Linked DNA regions of Homo sapiens: region 2 is linked to region 1. A link is an interaction called in ENCODE POLR2A ChIA-PET data of the cell type or tissue named here. Cell type or tissue: MCF 10A. All regions are shown on one strand. Links, peaks and the distances in the headings refer to the core of each region. The heading gives the core; the rest is flanking DNA. Region 1 overlaps ETS2 (ETS proto-oncogene 2, transcription factor). Region 2 overlaps LINC00114 (long intergenic non-protein coding RNA 114).

Region 1 (8,336 bases), core at 310-8,309:
TGCAGGATGTTACAAAATCACACACGGCTAAAAGATCTGTTCAAAGTGCAACGTAGGCCAATGGAATTTAATGTAACCTTAGGAAAGTTTATTAATATGGTTTCATACCTGAATTGCAACTAAGGAATTATACTTTGTTAAGTTTTGGCATAGTAAAGAAAGAATATCTACAATTATCTGAAATAGTCTTAAATGCTCCTCCTTGTTTCTGTTACATATCTGTTAGGCCGGATTTTCTTCACATACTCTATCAAAATATATGCAAACAGATTGAATGCAGAAACAGAAGAATCCAGCTCTAATACTAAACCAGACATTAAAGAGATTTGCAAATGTGAAACAATGCCATGCTAACTTTTTAAAAAATAATTACTTTTTGCAAGAAAAAAATGCTGTTAATGCCAATAAGTAAAATTATTTTTAAATGAATTCTTTTAAAATTTACTTTAATTTCTAATATGGAAATTATTGATAGATATAACCAGTAGAGTGTTGGTAAATGTTTAACAATCAGCACTCTGGGGGAGAGAAGGCCCTGATTTGTAGTGTCTGCTGATTCCCATGGTGTAAATACTCTCATCACGCCCCATCTCAAGCTACCATTACTGATGCGATGATGGGAAGGGACATGTAGCTCTCGGGAGAACACAGTGAGCTGGCTCTAGCGCACCAATGAATATAAGCTTTTTGGCATACTCACTAATTTTGGAGCATGTAAAGAGAACAAATTTGAAAACAGGTGTCCTAAGACCACCATCACCTTACCAATGTCAGACTCCACTGAGGGGACAGAGTGTTGTGGCCTCAGTTCCAAAAGTACTTAAACCTCAAATTCTAATGTACTTAATATAAACATTCCAGAATCTCTCCTCTGTTATCTCTGCCAAGCTTCTGGCAAAGAAAGACATTTGAATCTTTCTATTATAACACTTTCTTAAAAGAATTTTTTGTTTTGAAAGAGAGCACTTTTTGGGAATTCTTTTAGGAAGGGCTCAAAGTTGATTCCAATTTGGGTTGTGGTTTCTAAGTGACTTGTGTATAAACCAGTTAAACAGAGACTTGCCGCTTGATGATGGAATGTTTTGAGTAGAGAATGGATCTGGGGTTAACATCCTTCCTCCAACTCCTTCATGCTGGGTGTGGAGAGGAAGAACGAGGACTATCACAAAGAATTTATATAAACAAAATACTTTATTATTGAGAGAGTAAAGGCCCAATTACAAAATTTTTATACTTAAGATCTGTTTATTACCATGCCAATGGTTTATAAGGACTGTAGTTTCCATAACTGTTAGGCTGAACCCCATGAAACTCCTTCTTTGTAGATAAAAGCCAGCCTAATATTGGCAATTTCACGTGGTTCAACCTCACATACAATGAGCCACTGCCTAGGATTCTTTTGGCAGCAAGATGTTCCCAGTCACATGTCTGTTTATATTATAAACAGATGTCCAAGTGATAAATACATCCCTCTTGAGAAAAACATCCTGTGCTTATGTATACTGGGAATGGTCTTTTGTGGGTATTGAGGCAGCGCAGCTCTGGCTTTGCTCTTCCCAGCTTGCCCGGCCACCCGATTCCTCAGTTTCATCACAGGAGGATTCTTTACAGATGTCAGCCACCCGTCCAAGGCCACGCAGCTAGTAAACAGACAAGCCTGTCGGACTTTGAAACCAACTTGACCGGGTCATTTATAAAGGCCGGGAATACACATGACTCAGGTGCTCTTTTGAAACGACTACAAAAGTCTCCATTTTGATCAAAACGTTTTCTCCGAATGAATGGCTCCGATGCTTTCTCTTTCCCATCTTAAGTCCCCGCTCTGTGCCTCAGAATAGTCTGTGTCCAAGAAAATAAGAATCACGTCATCTTGCTGTGGACACTGAGCAAAAAGGAGCAGCATGCTATTAAGATGGTTGAGACACACGAGTGAACAAAGATGGGACAAACTGTGCTTCGTTCAAGAGGTTTCATCAAGACCCCTACCGCCCCCCGTCCTTCAGCTCTGTACAGTAACTTTAACTTTACATAGAGCTGAGATAAAAATAAAGCTTTCTTACAAATTACATTTTTTTTCCAGTGAATTACTTTTGCAGTAAAAATAGCTGCTACATAAATCCCTCCTGATCTCTGAAAAGGAGTTGCATATTTCCAAAAATAATATTCTTATTTTAATCACACAGAAGAACGTGGAGCACAGGAAGGAAATGGCTGGGTGGTCAGAGAGAGGTGAGCTGTCGGAGAAACACAGTTAAACTAAAAAATAAAATCCATTTTGTGTATAAACTGACTTAAACGCATGCAAAGAAGTGGAAAACATATGCCATTTGTCAAGAAAAATACTGCTTTATAGCTTTTACTTTACAATTAAAGGAGAAAGCAGAGGCCAGATATAAGCCCAGATAATAACATTTAAGTTTCTCATAAAAACTCCCAAATGTACAAAGTCCTTGCCAGACAACCAAGGCAAGAAAACCCCCCAAAAACAAACAAACAAACAAACAAAAAAACACAAAAAGCAGGGATTACCCCCCACAGGCCTTATCCCTGTAAGTCTATTAAATGTAAATAATACATACTTTACAACTTCTCTTAGTCGGCCCTTGGCAGATTAAATCTTTGCAAAATTCCATATGTGCTATTGAAAAATGAAATAAAACCTCAGATGTCTGAATTCTTATTTCAAATACAGTTATATAATTATTTTAAATTACAATATACAATTTCTGTTAAATACAACTGTTAAGGGATTCTGAGAACAATTATAAGATTATAATAATATATACAAACTAACTTCTGAAATGACATGGTTGTTTCCTTCCCACCCTCCTACCCTCTCAAAGAGTTTTTGCATTTGCTGTTCCTGGTTGCAAAAGGCAAAAGAAAATCTAAAAATAGTCTGTGTGTGTCCACGACATGCTCGCTCCTTTGAGAATCTCAAACAGCCAGAACCATCCCGTCCCACGGACTGCCAGGCGCCAGGACGGCTTCCTGGTGCCTCTTTCTCGACCATTTTCACTTAAAAGCACTGTGAGTAGAATTAGCTGTGCCGTTGCTGCCACAAGGGAGGCAGCCTGGTCAAGAGGCGTGGTTTGGGATGCAATAAGGCCACTGCTTCTTGGCCACTTTCCTGGACATTTTCAATCCTGCCTTTCCTGGGTCCTCGGAGCAGCTGGTCAGGATGGGCTTCCCACTCAGTCCACGAGCCTGGGGCCGGCTCAGGGTGGTCCCGGCGACCTCAGTCCTCCGTGTCGGGCTGGACGCCCAGGATGGCGTGCAGTTCCTCGGGCGTGAACCCCAGCAAGTTCTGGAGGTCGCACACGAAGCGGTACACGTAGCGCTTCCCCGACGTCTTGTGGATGATGTTCTTGTCGTAATAGTAGCGTAAGCCCCGGCTCAGCTTCTCGTAGTTCATCTTGGGCTTATTTTTCCTCTTTCCCCACCGGCGGGCCACCTTTGGTGAACATGGATGGAAAAGAGTTAAACTCAATTTGTCAATGAAGAAAAAGTGAATGACATTCCTCCCTGATTATGATTCTGAGGCATGTTCACTCTAGAGAGAACTTGACACCTACACAAGGTCCGCAGGAGGACCTTTTGAGTACCTCTGAGTACCTTTGAGTACCTATGGTAGGGGCACTGTGTCCCCAAGGGGCAGAACCACTGGGGAATGAGGTCCCTGCTCCCTGGCCCCAGCTCAGTGAAACCTCCTGGGAGCCAAGGGTTCAGAGCCAGGAGGGTCCTGAGACCAGGGAAAGGTGGTGTCACCCACCCTCCAGGCTGGATATTCCAACTACTGAAGTTAACAGGTGCCGAGTGGGATTCTGAGCTGTGTGATATACTCATTCCTCAATGCTTGTCTCCCAAGGGAACTGGAGGCGGGGTGGGAATGGTGACAGATTACGCTCCCCAGTGCCAGAGACCAAGGGCTTCTCTCTAACGCTTTTCTGGCGGGGTTGGTATCCCACCTGCCCTTGGCCTTCTCCTTTAGACAGGGCTCCTGGTTCTAACTCTGCAGGGCTGGGGTCAACACTGCTGGGCTCAGCTAAGGAGTGGACAGAAGGCTGGCTCGGGGCCACATGAGGCTTGTTCCCCCGATGGACAAGGGCAGCCTTCCTAAGGCATTTTCAGATGGTCAGCAGAGAACCTCAGTTTGCAGCTTGGGCCTCTTGATCAGACAACTGATCAAGACAGTGAAATCTGTGCAACGCCCTTGTATGAAGCATACCCAGAAAACACTGTACACGTTTATCAACAAAGCAATGACTCCACTTCCATTTTCCCAACAGCCAAGGATGCCTCACGTGGAAAGATTCTCAGCAGTACTGGTGAACCCTTTTTTGTGCCCAAAGAACTGAGTTTTTGAATGCAAGCAGGAAATCAGGTTTTCAAGCCCAGAGATTTCCCAGGGCTCTGGCCATACCTCATCGGGGTCGGCGAGCTTAAACTCCCATCCGTCTCCAGTCCAGCTGATGAATGACTGGCAGGATTTGTCTGATAGCAGCTCCAGGAGAAACTGCCACAGCTGAATAGGTCCACTTCCTGCGGGGAGAGGGAGGGAGACGGATCATACCCTTTCACAGATGTAAAATACAGCAAGTCTTTAACCATCCTAATTGTACATGCTGATTTAGGAATGCAGACCCAACTCTCTGAATGGGGTTCCGATGTTACACTCAGGGTGGCACTCAAGGTGTTGGTGACAGTACTAAGTGCTTTAACGGGATGGGGCGGGGCACCAAATGTGAGTTCCTGCTCCACACTGCCTACTCCTAGAAAATAAGGTCACTAGGCGAGACACTCTTCCCCTTGATTGCTAGGTTTGTTCTTTCTGGAAGAAAGTTTAGGGCCACCAACTCTTGGCATTAAAATTCCCCATCTGGTTTAATTGTTCCTTATGTAAAAACCTTCAAGGTTTTTTTCTAGAAACACCCAGTGGGGCAGAGATGGGGGTGGCTGAGGGGGTGTTTCATCACAGAATGAGGCGTGTCATACGTGGGATCCCATGCCACCTTCCTGCCAAATGACCATGTGTAAATTGCTTAATGTGAGCCCGGTTTACTCAATAGCCACGCGGGGTCACACCCGTTGCCTCACAGCCTCTGTCTGGTGAAGCATGCTTTGCCAAGAGCTTCTCGTCCACCTGTCCTCGATTGACATTTAGAACTACCACCTTGCAAAGCAGGTGTCAGTGTGGTTCTGTTCTAAAGAGGAGGGATAAGATGCGGCTCAGAGGCCAGGTGCCTTGTCCTGGATCACACGCCCATCACAGCAAACAGGAGAAGAGCCTAGATCTTCCGACCCTAAGCCCAACCTCTTTCTACCAAATAGCTCTTCCTCAGAAACGCAATGGCCGTTATCAATAAAGCTTTGCTGTAAAGCACGGGACAGGCATTCTAGAACCAGAGCTGTGTGAGCACCGATAGCTGTCTGCCTGTGAGCCAATTTCCCCATCTGTAAAATGGCCTCATACCACCCCCATGCCAGGCTGTCCTACAGACTGTATGCCTACTTAACTACAGAGTTGGCAGTCAATAAACAGAAACTTATGTTACTATTAAAATGAACCACACTAACGTTATGGCTGTTTATTCTTCTCAGGCCCTAAACTCCCAATAATGAAACCGATAATGGCTTTCACACACTCTTTCCGTGTATTTTAATACGTTTACGTGGCTGATTGTTCTTAGATGACAGAAAAAGAATGAATGCCTCAGTATCCTTATTTTAAACTTATCAGATTTTTTTAAGTTAGGTAATTTCAATCCACAGTGGCTCCATATGGTTAAAAAAACAAAAACAAAAACGCATTTAAGGATACACGAAGCAGTGAAAACAAAGCCCCAGTATTTTCGCTAAAGTACTGGAAATACCTGTTTCTAAAAACAGCTTTATATTTGTCCACTGCCTAGAATAGCTCTCACCCAAACCTCAAAAATAAGAGCAGATAGATTTTAGAAGCAAGAAAAGGTAAACAGTGCCCATATTATTTGAGACTGGCTCTGCTGCCCCTCCCTAAGCCAGTTTACATTCTTTGAGATTCTTGGAGTGGGTGAGTCAGGGCTGAAGACTGCACAGGCCATGTCCCCTGCTCCAACTATTCCTCAGAACGTCCCAGGTGGAGGGAGTGGCCTGTCAATTTTCACTCATTCCATGGAGCTCTGTGTACATGAAAATTCCTCCAAGTGTGGCTTTTGTCGAATTCAGAGATACAGCAAGCCACGCATAAAACATGGAGTGTAGAGCACTGGTGTACCTAGCTTAGAAACACCCTCGGTGAATGTGGTACTGTGGCTCGAAAGGAAGCAAGGGACAGGACCCAGGAGACTGGGCGGCCAGGCTCTCGGAGTTCCACACACACCTGTGAAGCCGGCCAGCACAGCTGCAGGTATAACTGGTTTGCCTTGCTCCACTGGGTCACTCCTCTCTTGGATGTAATCCTTGAAAGACATGGTTGGCTTATTGAGGCAGAGAGACTGGCTGCAGTCATCTTCGAAGCTCTCGAAGGAAGGAACCCGTTGCACATCCAGCAAGGACGACTGGCTGTTCCAGGACTGGAGGAGGGAGTCTGAGCTCTCGAAGCTGTCCGCACCGTTCTCAGGGGAGTCGTGGTCTTTGGGAGTCCCTGGCAAAGACAACCAAACACATACTTTGATTCCTCCAGGACACAGTTGGTCTTGGGCACGACCATAGCATCACCAACCACTACCAGTGCAATCATGCACCTGCTGGTGTAGAACCACTCAGACTTCTCAAAATGCTCTCTACTCAGGTGCTTATTCCTTAGGGTAACTATACTACACAAATCCTATCTTCCATCAACAGTAGAATGAATAAAATTCTTATAATGGAATACTATACAGCGATGAAAAAGAACACATGGCTGCTACATCCAACAACATGCATGAATCCCAGACATGATGAGTAAAAGACAAACACAAAAGAAAACATGCCTTATGATTCCATCTATGTAAAGTTCAAGAAAATCAAAACCTAATCCGTAATGATAAAAGTCAGAATCGTTCCCTTCTGTCGGGGGGACATTATTGATGGGAAGGGGTACGAAGGAATCTTCCAGGCTACTGGAAACTTCTCTATCTCCATCTGGATGGTTATTACATGGGTATACATACATACACAAATCCAACCAGCCACATGACCTGAGACTTGTGCACTGTATTTATGTTACATCTCCATAAGAAGAAATGTCACATTCCTGCATCGCCTCCATAAATATCCCAAAGTGTGGAGAAATCTGGCTGTAAGAGCAGGGACTGTTTTGTTTACTCAATGCCTGCAGTACCTGGGCCAGTGCCTGAAACATATTAGGGGTATGCTTGTTGGAAATCCACTTAGAACATGGGCTTTGACCCCCTTCTCTAATGGCTGAATCCAGGAAGTATTTATTAAGAGGTTCATTATGGCTCTGGGGTTCTCAGAATCAAAGCAACAGCCTTGTTGAAAGATGCTTCCAATCTTACCAGAATTGTTGGTGAGCAAATTCAAGTTGCTGCCTGGGAAGTCCTGACTGACAGAGCAGTAGGTGACGCTGACGGAGCTGAGCCGAGACTTGGGGAACATCTGAAACTCCTGCTCAGAGCTGAGTACGCTGGGTGTGGAGGCCGGACACATGCTGTCCAGGAGGCCGCCTTTGGGGTAATTCTGTGTCTGCATTCCATAGGGCGCCTGCTCTGTGCCAAAACCTGGAACAGAACAATCGGACGGCAGAGCTCTTAAAGTCAGTGTTACCCCAGTAACTAACCCCTACGAGCAAATGACAGGTGAGCACTCCGCACACTCCAGCCCTCTGCAGAACCTCAGTGGAGACCCGGGCTTTGGTGGGGGTCTGTCACCAGGCCTTCTTCTCAAACCATTCAGCTTCTCAACCAGCAGCCCTCTGCCAAAATGACTGCAGCCTCTGCAGGCAGGACTCAATGTTCCTATTTCTACAACCCTAGTGCTTTCATGGGACCTTCAGGAAGACAGGGCTCACTGGCTCTTTTAGCTTCCGAGGAGAGTAAGGCTCAGACAGACCAAGTGACGTGTCATGTACTGTGTGATTCATAAGGGCAGAACCAGGCCATGAACCCTGTGTGCTGAGGCACAGCCCACTCTGCTTTCTGCTCCTTCATCACACCGCTCCTGTCTCTGTTCATTGCAGAATAATTTATTTTCTGGAGAGGGAAGGAAGCTCTCTGACTCTGATTCAGGTTCAGGCAGGCACAGGGTGTCCCACTGTCATGTTCAGAAAGACCTCCTGAGCAGGAAGCCCCCAGTGGGGCAGAGAGGTGGGCTTCACCGGGTCTGAATGGTGGAGCTGGGGCCAGAGAGAAAAC
Region 2 (8,336 bases), core at 202-8,201, 66 kb after region 1:
GCTTCAACAGATGAGCTTGGGGGGAACACAGTTCAGCCCCTTCCAAACAGGTGGATAGACAGCTGTCAGAGATTGGGTTTCCTCATCTCTAACATGTACACGAGAACACCACCTAGCTCTCAGAGGTGTCTGAGAATCAGGTGAGAGCCAGCTGGAAAGGGCACGTGAGAGAGCACTGCCAGCAGCGAAGCACCCAACAGGCCTCAATTCTTATTTCTGCAGGTCGAAGCCCAGATCTCCAACTCAGACCTCCATTTGATGCATTGTTTGATCTTATTAAAGCTGTAAGTTCCCAGAACCATTTCCCACTTTGCAGCAAAAGCCACGTTAGCAGAGTCTTATCGTAACATGCCTGTCCATGATGCCATTTCATGATTTGTTGTTTTGAACGGATTGAGCTGAATCATTCGGATTGGCACTGTTTTCTCTTTCTGGGTCTGACTGGAGAGTCTGGCCAGGGTCTAATCAGTTGAATTCCGGTTAAGAAAGGACCTAGTCTCTTCTCCCTACAACTCTTCTTAAGATGCTTTTATCCCAAGAAAAATGGGCTTTTTATTTAATATAAACAGAAGCACACGTGAAAGTTTGAGCCTTTTTGCAAGTGTGAAACAAAGACTTCTATTTTTATCTTTTGCCAAACTTGACATTTTGTTGTGAGCCCTGGAAGGGGCTCCTTTTTTCAGAAGGGAGAGGCCCTCCCTGCCTGGTCTCCACAGCCTCTCAGGGAATGTGGTGTTTAATGATGAGTTATTAGATAGTCAGAGGCATTTGCGGAGCTGTATGGGAGTGCCAGATCGCCCTCTGATAATAAATTGAGCTAAAGTCTGTTGGCATCGCAGACAGGGCTGTGTTTAAGTGAAAATCTGAAACCTGACCAAGAATATGGAGCTAAAGTTTGAGGCCTCAGCCTCCAATGTCATTTTTCTGAACGACATCCAGCAGATATCGGATAAGCAGAAATGCCATTAGGAAAGCCCCAGGAACTACTCGCTGAGTAGACAGAAGATGCCTAAAGGCAGAAGGGATCTCCAGAGAGTTCAAGAAACTTCCAGGAATGGCTGGTTGGCCACATGAAATTAATGGAGACATCATGAAAAGATTTTCTTTGGTTTAACAAAATTGTGTCAGTCATGCATAGCTGTGTTCAGCTTTGGGGGTGCACAAAGGTGAGATAGACGTCACCACTGTTGTCAGGGGTTTACAGATGTGCGTGTGTGTGTGCATGTGTGTGTGTGGGAAGAGTGTCAGGAGGAAAGGACAGCAGAGGGATTTCTTTTGATCATAATACAAGGTAAGGTGGAAGGTATAATTCAGTTTAATATGGTTTTTCTCCCCACTCCCATCCCCTTTCCTGGTCAGTCTTTATTTTTCTTCAGGGCACAACCCATGTTCTGTTACATTATACATTCATTTGCTTATCATGTTGGTGGTTTCTTGCCCCAGCCAGACTGTACCAGGTACAGATGTTTCTTTATTCCTGGCACTCAGCGCAGTGTCTGGAATGCATTAGGCTCTGCAAGTCTGTGTCGGGTGAACAAATACTAAATACAGGAGAAATCCCCACGAAGGCACGGGACGAAAATTCCAGGAGTCTCACCCCTCAAAAGGCTGGGGGTTTGGTTCCTCCAAACCATGGGGTGGCATGGGCTGACAAAAAAACAAAATCATGTGGATCTTCAGGTCACATTATGAGAAATCAAATATTGTATTATCCAAAGATTGTTTCCAAAATCTTTGTTGGTTAAGTGATACAGGCACACAAAAAATGTTGACTGGGCATTGGGACATGAATGAAAGAGGAAATGCATTTACTGACTAAGAGAATTTGCTTGAAACTCTTGAGGGCTGTTTAATCTCTTTCAGCACAAAATCAATATGCCTATAAAGAGTTTAAAATATAATGGAACATTCTTAAAGTGAGAATTCAGTAAAATGAGCATTTAGTGTTAAGATGTACCAAACTGCATCTGGCAGGAGGAGTAAGATAAATTTCATTCCTCCCCTTTTCTTACTCTACAGGTTTGCACTCTTCAGGTTTTCTTTTTAAAAAACAGTATAGAATTAAACAGTGGAAGATGTTATCTATATTTTTAAAAACCAAAAGATTTAATTGTACATTTAATTAACACCAAAACTCAGGAAAATTGTAAGATATAGAAATATGTCATTTTGAAAACACTTCACTTGAGCACAGGAGTTCGATACCAGCCTGGGCAACATAGTGGGACCCCTGCTTCTACAAAAAATTTACAGAATTAGCCAGGCATGATGGTGCATGCCTGTGGGAAGAGTGTCAGGAGGAAAGGACAGCAGAGGGATTTCTTTTGATCATAATACAAGGTAAGGTGGAAGGTATAATTCAGTTTAATATGTTTTTTCTCCCCACTCCCATCCCCTTTCCTGGTCAGTCTTTACCTTTTACTTTACCCTGTGGTCCCAGCTACTCGGGAGGCTAAGGTGGGAGGATCACTTGAGCCTGGGAGGTTGAGGCTGCAGTGAGCTGTGATCATGCTATTGCACTCTAGTCTAGGTAACAGAGCAAGACCTCGTCTCAAAACATAATAAAAGGAAACACTAAAAATCCTAAACAACAACAACAAAAAAACCAAAACAGGAAACGCAACTAGTTAATAAGAAATAGTCCCAGCAACAATCTTTCCAAGGAAATGGAAATCAGTATATTGTATGTTTTAGTCTGGTGTGGTGGTGCAAGCTTGTAATCCCAGCTACTCGGGAGGCTGAGGCAGGAGAATGGCGTGAACCTGGGAGGTGGAGCTTGCAGTGAGCTGAGATCGCGCCACTGGACTCCAGCCTGGGTGAAAGAGCAAGACTCCATCTCATAAATAAATAAATAAATAAATAAATAAATAAATAAATAAATCTCCCCAAATAATATTTTAAAAAGAAAAATGGTCTGTAGTCCCAGCGTTTTGAGAGGCCAAGCTGAGAGGATTGCTTGAAGCTGGGAGTTCAAGACAAGCCTGGGCAATATAGCAAGACCCCCATCTCTACAAAAAATAATAATTTTACAAATAGCCAGGCATGAAGGCTCATGCCTGTAGGCTGAGGAGGGAAGATCACTTGGAGTTTAAGGTTGCAGTGAGCTTCACTGCGGTCCAGCCTGGGCAACAGAGTGAGATCCCAATTCATAAATAAATAAAATAAAATAAAAGACAGAAATGGATGACACTTGAAGATACCTGGCAAAGAACAATATTCAAATGGTCAATAAATATAGGGAAAGGGGCCCAGACTCTTAAGTAATCAGAAAAGTGCAAATTAAAAACATTGAGATTCCAAATACACTCACCAAGGTGGCTAAGATTAAAGGGAATATCCATGCCAGGGGCTGGTGACAATGGAGAGTGATGGAGACTCTCTCATATCATACATTTGGTTCTAGTCACTAAAGGAAGAGGTTTGGTATTATCTATTAAAGTGAAGATGTGCATTCCTTCTTTCATAGTAATTCCACTCCTAGGTAGATACTCAGCGGAAAAGCATGCCTATTTTTAGCACGAGACTTGTACAGCAATCTTCACAGCAGCAGTGTGTATAGCAGCTTTAGACTGGAAAAAACCCAACTGTCCATCAACAATGAAATGGATTCATGAAAATGTTTTTTAAAATATAATAAACAACTTCACTGCAGTGAAGAAATTGGACCACAGTTACATGAACATGAATGAACCTCATAAACAGAATGACGTGCAAAACAAGCCAGATACTAGAGAAAACATATCACAGAATCCCATTTATATACTTTAAAAAACAGACAGGGGCTGGGCGCGGTGGCTCACGCCTGTAATCCCTACACTTTGGGAGGCCGAGGCGGGTGGATCACGAGGTCAGGAGATCGAGACCATCCTGGCTAACACAGTGAAACCCCGTCTCTACTAAAAAATACAAAAAAAAAATTAGCCGGGAGTGGTGGCAGGCGCCTGTAGTCCCAGCTACTGGGCAGGCTGAGGCAGGAAAATGGCGTGAACCCGGGAGGCGGAGCTTGCAGTGAGCCGAGATCGCGCCACTGCACTCCAGCCTGGGCGACAGAGCGAGACTCCGTCTCAAAAAAACAAAACAAAACAAAACAAAACAAAAACAGACAGAAGTAAACTATAGTATTGAGGGGTCATGCTTAGGTGGGTATAGCTGAAGAAGAGCAAGGAAATCTACGTGCTATTCATTGAGCTAGACATTTCTGATTTGCACAGTTTTCTGTTTGGGAAGTATATTTCACAATAGAAGTGGCTAAAAATAACATAACCTCTATAACTTTTAAAAATACGAAGTTATTTGGGTCATTATTGGTGATTTAGATATAATCAGTGAGCAGGAGTAGATGAACTATCCCAGGTGCTTTGGTGAGGCTGGATTCCACCTGTGGGAGCTAGTTGTTATGTAACCATAGTGATAAGGAACACATTTCATTGGTTAAAATGGAGGGAAATTAACCAATCATCATAATCCTCATGTTTGCTACAGCACTTTTTTTTTTTTTTTTGCAATGACTAGAAGAGGAAGGCCAGGGATGAAATGTTTCTAATGTGTTTTAAAATTTAATGTGGCCTAAAGAAAAAGCGGTGTTACTGCAACACAACAGGAAATAGCTGAGGGAGCCTGTTAGCAAATTTTGAGCAACGGGTCGTTGCTGCCAAGGCTAAGAGGTGAAAAATGTGCCTTCTATGAGTCATTGACTCCACACAGTATGAAGCTAATAAACTACCACTGTGGCCAATGGGGAGTCTACATTCCGGGCAAATTTGTATAGGGTTTTTTCGCACGTGGGATGGTCAACAGACCCCAGGGAGAGTAAGTGTTTCTATTCTAATGATGGTGATGATAGACTATGGTGATCAAATTGACTAAAGCTGCAGGCAGCAGTCCTCTGCTTTGCTGGGATTACGGACCCAAGACCTATGTTTTATTATAGTAGCAAAAATAATCTATATGTGTATGGTTCTTTGTAGTTTACAAAATGTATTTGCATATATACATATCATTCTATTTTCAGCTATGTCGAGTAGGTAAATCAGCTATTATTACTCCCATCTGCCACACAATTAAACCAAGACTCAGGAAAATTAAGTGGTGTTGTTCAGAGTTACCTAGCAGGTACAGGTTAAGCATCCCAAATCCAAAAATCCAAAATGTTTCAAAATCTGAAATTTTCTGAGTACTGACAAGATGCTTTAATGATAGGTTCATTGGAACATTTAGATTTCAGATGTTTGGATTTGGGATGCTCAATTGGTAAGTATAATTCAAATATTCCAAAATCCAAAATAATCTGAAATCCAAAACACTTCTGGCCCCAAGCATTTCAAATAAAAGATGCTCAGCCTGTAATAGAATCAAGTCAGTCTACGGCACTTCAATTTAGTACTTGTTCCCCCTGATATAGGTGGTTCTCAATCTCTGATCCTTGGAGTTACTCCCAGGGGTTCAGAAACCTATAACAGAGATTAAATAACGCATACACTTACATGCCACCATTTTTATATGTATGCATTAATTTCATGCAATAAGACAAAATATTTTTAATGTTAATGAATTCACAGTGCCTTTTGTCACTCCATTTCTTAATAAGTATCACCACAAATATTTATTGAGCACCTACCATGTGCCAGGTGCTTTTCTAAAAGCTTGGAAACAGAAGTAAGGCAGAAAAGTCCCTGTCCCCTTGGAATTTATTTTCTTGTAAAGAATATAGTTGAGTGAATATTAAGTGAAAAAAAATTAAAGCAGCTTAAGGGAAGAGGGTGCCTACAGTGGAGTTGGGGGTGGAGACATCCCCTCCTCAAGAAAGTTGAGAATGACCCTGCACTCCACAGAGCTTCTCAAGGCACAAGTGGTGCAGGAAGAACATTTTATAAAAGTGAACATTCATTCATGATATTTTCGACCTCCACAAGTCCTAGATGGCGGGAGGGAGGCATCTATGGGGAAATTACTTTGTTAATGAAAGGCAATAAAGAAAGTCATCACCAATGACTTTTTTTTAAGAGACAGCATCTCGCTCTGTCACCCAGGATGGAGTGCAATCCTATGATCATAGCTCACTGCAGCCTTGAACTCCTGGAATCAAGGGATCCTCCCGCCTCAGCCTCCTGAGTAGGCAGGACCACAGGTATGTGCCACCACCCCTGGCTAACTTTTAAATATTTTTGTAGAGATAGGGTCTTACTTTGTTGCCCCCTAGGCTGGTCTCCGATTCTTGGCCTCAAGTGATCCTCCTGCCTCTGAAAGTGATTGGATTATAGCGTGAGCCACTGCACTGGGCAGAGCTTCTTTCTCTTGAATGAACCAGGACCATATTCATAGTTTGAAAAGATTGTGATATGCATTTAATAAAAAAGGGGCAGTTTATGGAATAATATTATCAAAATGCTTTTAGAGTATAGAAGGATCTCAAAAACATGGTCTTGGACGTCGTTTAATGATTACTGATTTTGGAGATGACATGTTCTGAAAAGTTCTAAATGTAAGACTTTATAAAAAACCTACTTAACAAAATGTCAACACTTGAAATCTTTGATTCCCTTGCCCAAGGAACTCTGACGGTTTCCCATGATAATGATTATACGGGTGACACCCAACTTGGCAATTTGCTCATAGCAGCCTAGAAGAGGAACTGCCTGCCAGTGAAATATTATCAAAGAAATGGATACATGTTAATTTTGTTTAAGAACGATTGAGTAGGGATCATCTTGGCTTTCAGCTAGAGATTTCTCCCAGCCAGAATTTTCTCCAATTACATAATAAATAATGGAGGCCTCATACTTTAGATTATTTCCACATTCATTTTACAAGCTATAGCTTGTCTTCTAAACGTAAAGCACATTCAGTTATAAACTGAAGCCCAGGGAACAGAATGTTCCCTGGACTTGGAAACACTATGTACTTTGCCTTCTTCTTCTTTTTTAATATTTTAGAGCTTGTTTAAACAAATTTAGCCCTGTCTTTAATTAATCCTAAAGACAAGAAAATGATAAACTATGCATTGCATTAAAGAGATAGAGAGAGAGAGAGAGAGAAACTTCACATTTTTAGCAAAATCAACTTGGCTTTTTCTTTTGAAGTTTTCCGAAATTGTCCATTGTGTGCCAGAGAGGCACAGGCACAGATTGGTCATGCAGTCCCTATTTCCAGAAAAGGCAACGTGAGCTGTCTGCCTGGTTGTGGGCCACCTGGCCTGTCCTCTGCACTGTCCATTCATTTCCTCTGCTCTCCCTCACTGCCCTCACTGCAGCCCCTCTGCCAATGACACCTGGCCATCTGCTTTTTCGAAAACAAAGGAAATGCATTTCTCCCACAGATACAAACAGCAGAATTGCCTTGGGAATTAGTGGCCCACTGTAGGTTGAGTATTGGGTGTGGTTTTCCATTTTGCCTCCCCATGGGGGCCTCCGAGAAAGCGTACCCACCCCTGGCGGGCGGTGGGTTCTAGTCCAGGGCTGATTTCTAGTCAGCTGTGTCCTGGGGAATCAGGTGGGACGCTGGGATGACAGCAGGAATGCAGAGGAGACCATCCTGGGAGGAAAGGGTGTCGCCACGTGTAGAGCGCTTCTCCCTGCAGGCCCTTGTGTGCACAGGGTCTGTCTGCTTCTCTCATGGGACCGTCACAAGGACATGGATTTGTGTGCCATCCCCACTTTAGATAGGAGGCCACCAAGGCTCCTGGGGGGAAAAGTGGCTTCATGAGTGGTAAGGGAGGAACAGGATCCTGCGGAGACTATACCTGAGAGATATCTGGAACCTGCACTCCTAGCCACTAATACCCCAGGTCGCTTATGTGTGTGATGTAAGTGGTGCTGGATGGAGACCTCTCTCCTCTCCCATCCCACCGGCCATGAGAAAGGCCCATCCCAGTGCCCAGCCGCAGAAGGTGTGGAATATGCAAGTTTCTGCTCTCCCTGCCTTCCCCTAAACATCACTCCTTTTGCTCACTGGGGTCTGAAGTGGCCCCACACAAGGACAGCTTTTCCCTTCAGAAAGGAGAGGAGGCAAAAATGCAAACAACTTGGCAACCAGGTTGTTCATATCCAACGTCGTGGCTTTCATCCCAAGAATCGTTCTCAAAGATGAGAACTGGATGGAGAGGCGCTATTCCGCTAAGGTGGAGGAACAGGGCTCGGAACAGAGAGAAACCACACAGCCCAAGGGCAGTGTCATCTCCTGCCACGCACAGCCTTCCTCCATCCAATCCATGCAGACTGACGCCTACCCTGAGCTCAGCCAGACCCCGGGAGGGAAGCTGCCCTTCAAAGTGCTCATGTCCAGGTGGGAACTGGAGCAACACAGCCCTCTCTGCAGAGCTTATGTGGGCTGAGGGGAGA

Evidence for each region. ChIA-PET counts read pairs that join two places held together with the same protein. Peaks named below come from ENCODE experiments on the same cell type or tissue, not always from the same donor. Only the 100,000 strongest peaks of a DNase experiment are listed, where the experiment ranks them.
Region 2: POLR2A ChIA-PET joins it to region 1 with 25 read pairs; 4 of 35 experiments call an interaction of 5 or more read pairs at or near these places.

What each region holds. Positions count from the first base shown.
Region 1 is chr21:38,817,792-38,826,127 of GRCh38, reverse strand. ETS2 (ETS proto-oncogene 2, transcription factor) reads right to left here. Exons shown (of 10, transcript NM_005239.6): 7 at 7,482-7,703; 8 at 6,362-6,625; 9 at 4,424-4,542; 10 at 1,173-3,454. The coding sequence ends at 3,239. Among named protein-coding and RNA genes, the nearest start is that of ETS2, 16 kb to the right of the region's middle. RefSeq lists an enhancer at 3,190-3,727. In MCF 10A, for the core only: no CTCF peak of the experiment used is centred there; DNase peaks (open chromatin) are centred at 5,067, 6,077 and 8,047.
Region 2 is chr21:38,752,151-38,760,486 of GRCh38, reverse strand. All of the region lies in intron 1 of LINC00114 (long intergenic non-protein coding RNA 114), which reads left to right. Among named protein-coding and RNA genes, the nearest start is that of LINC00114, 17 kb to the left of the region's middle. In MCF 10A, for the core only: no CTCF peak of the experiment used is centred there; a DNase peak (open chromatin) is centred at 4,646.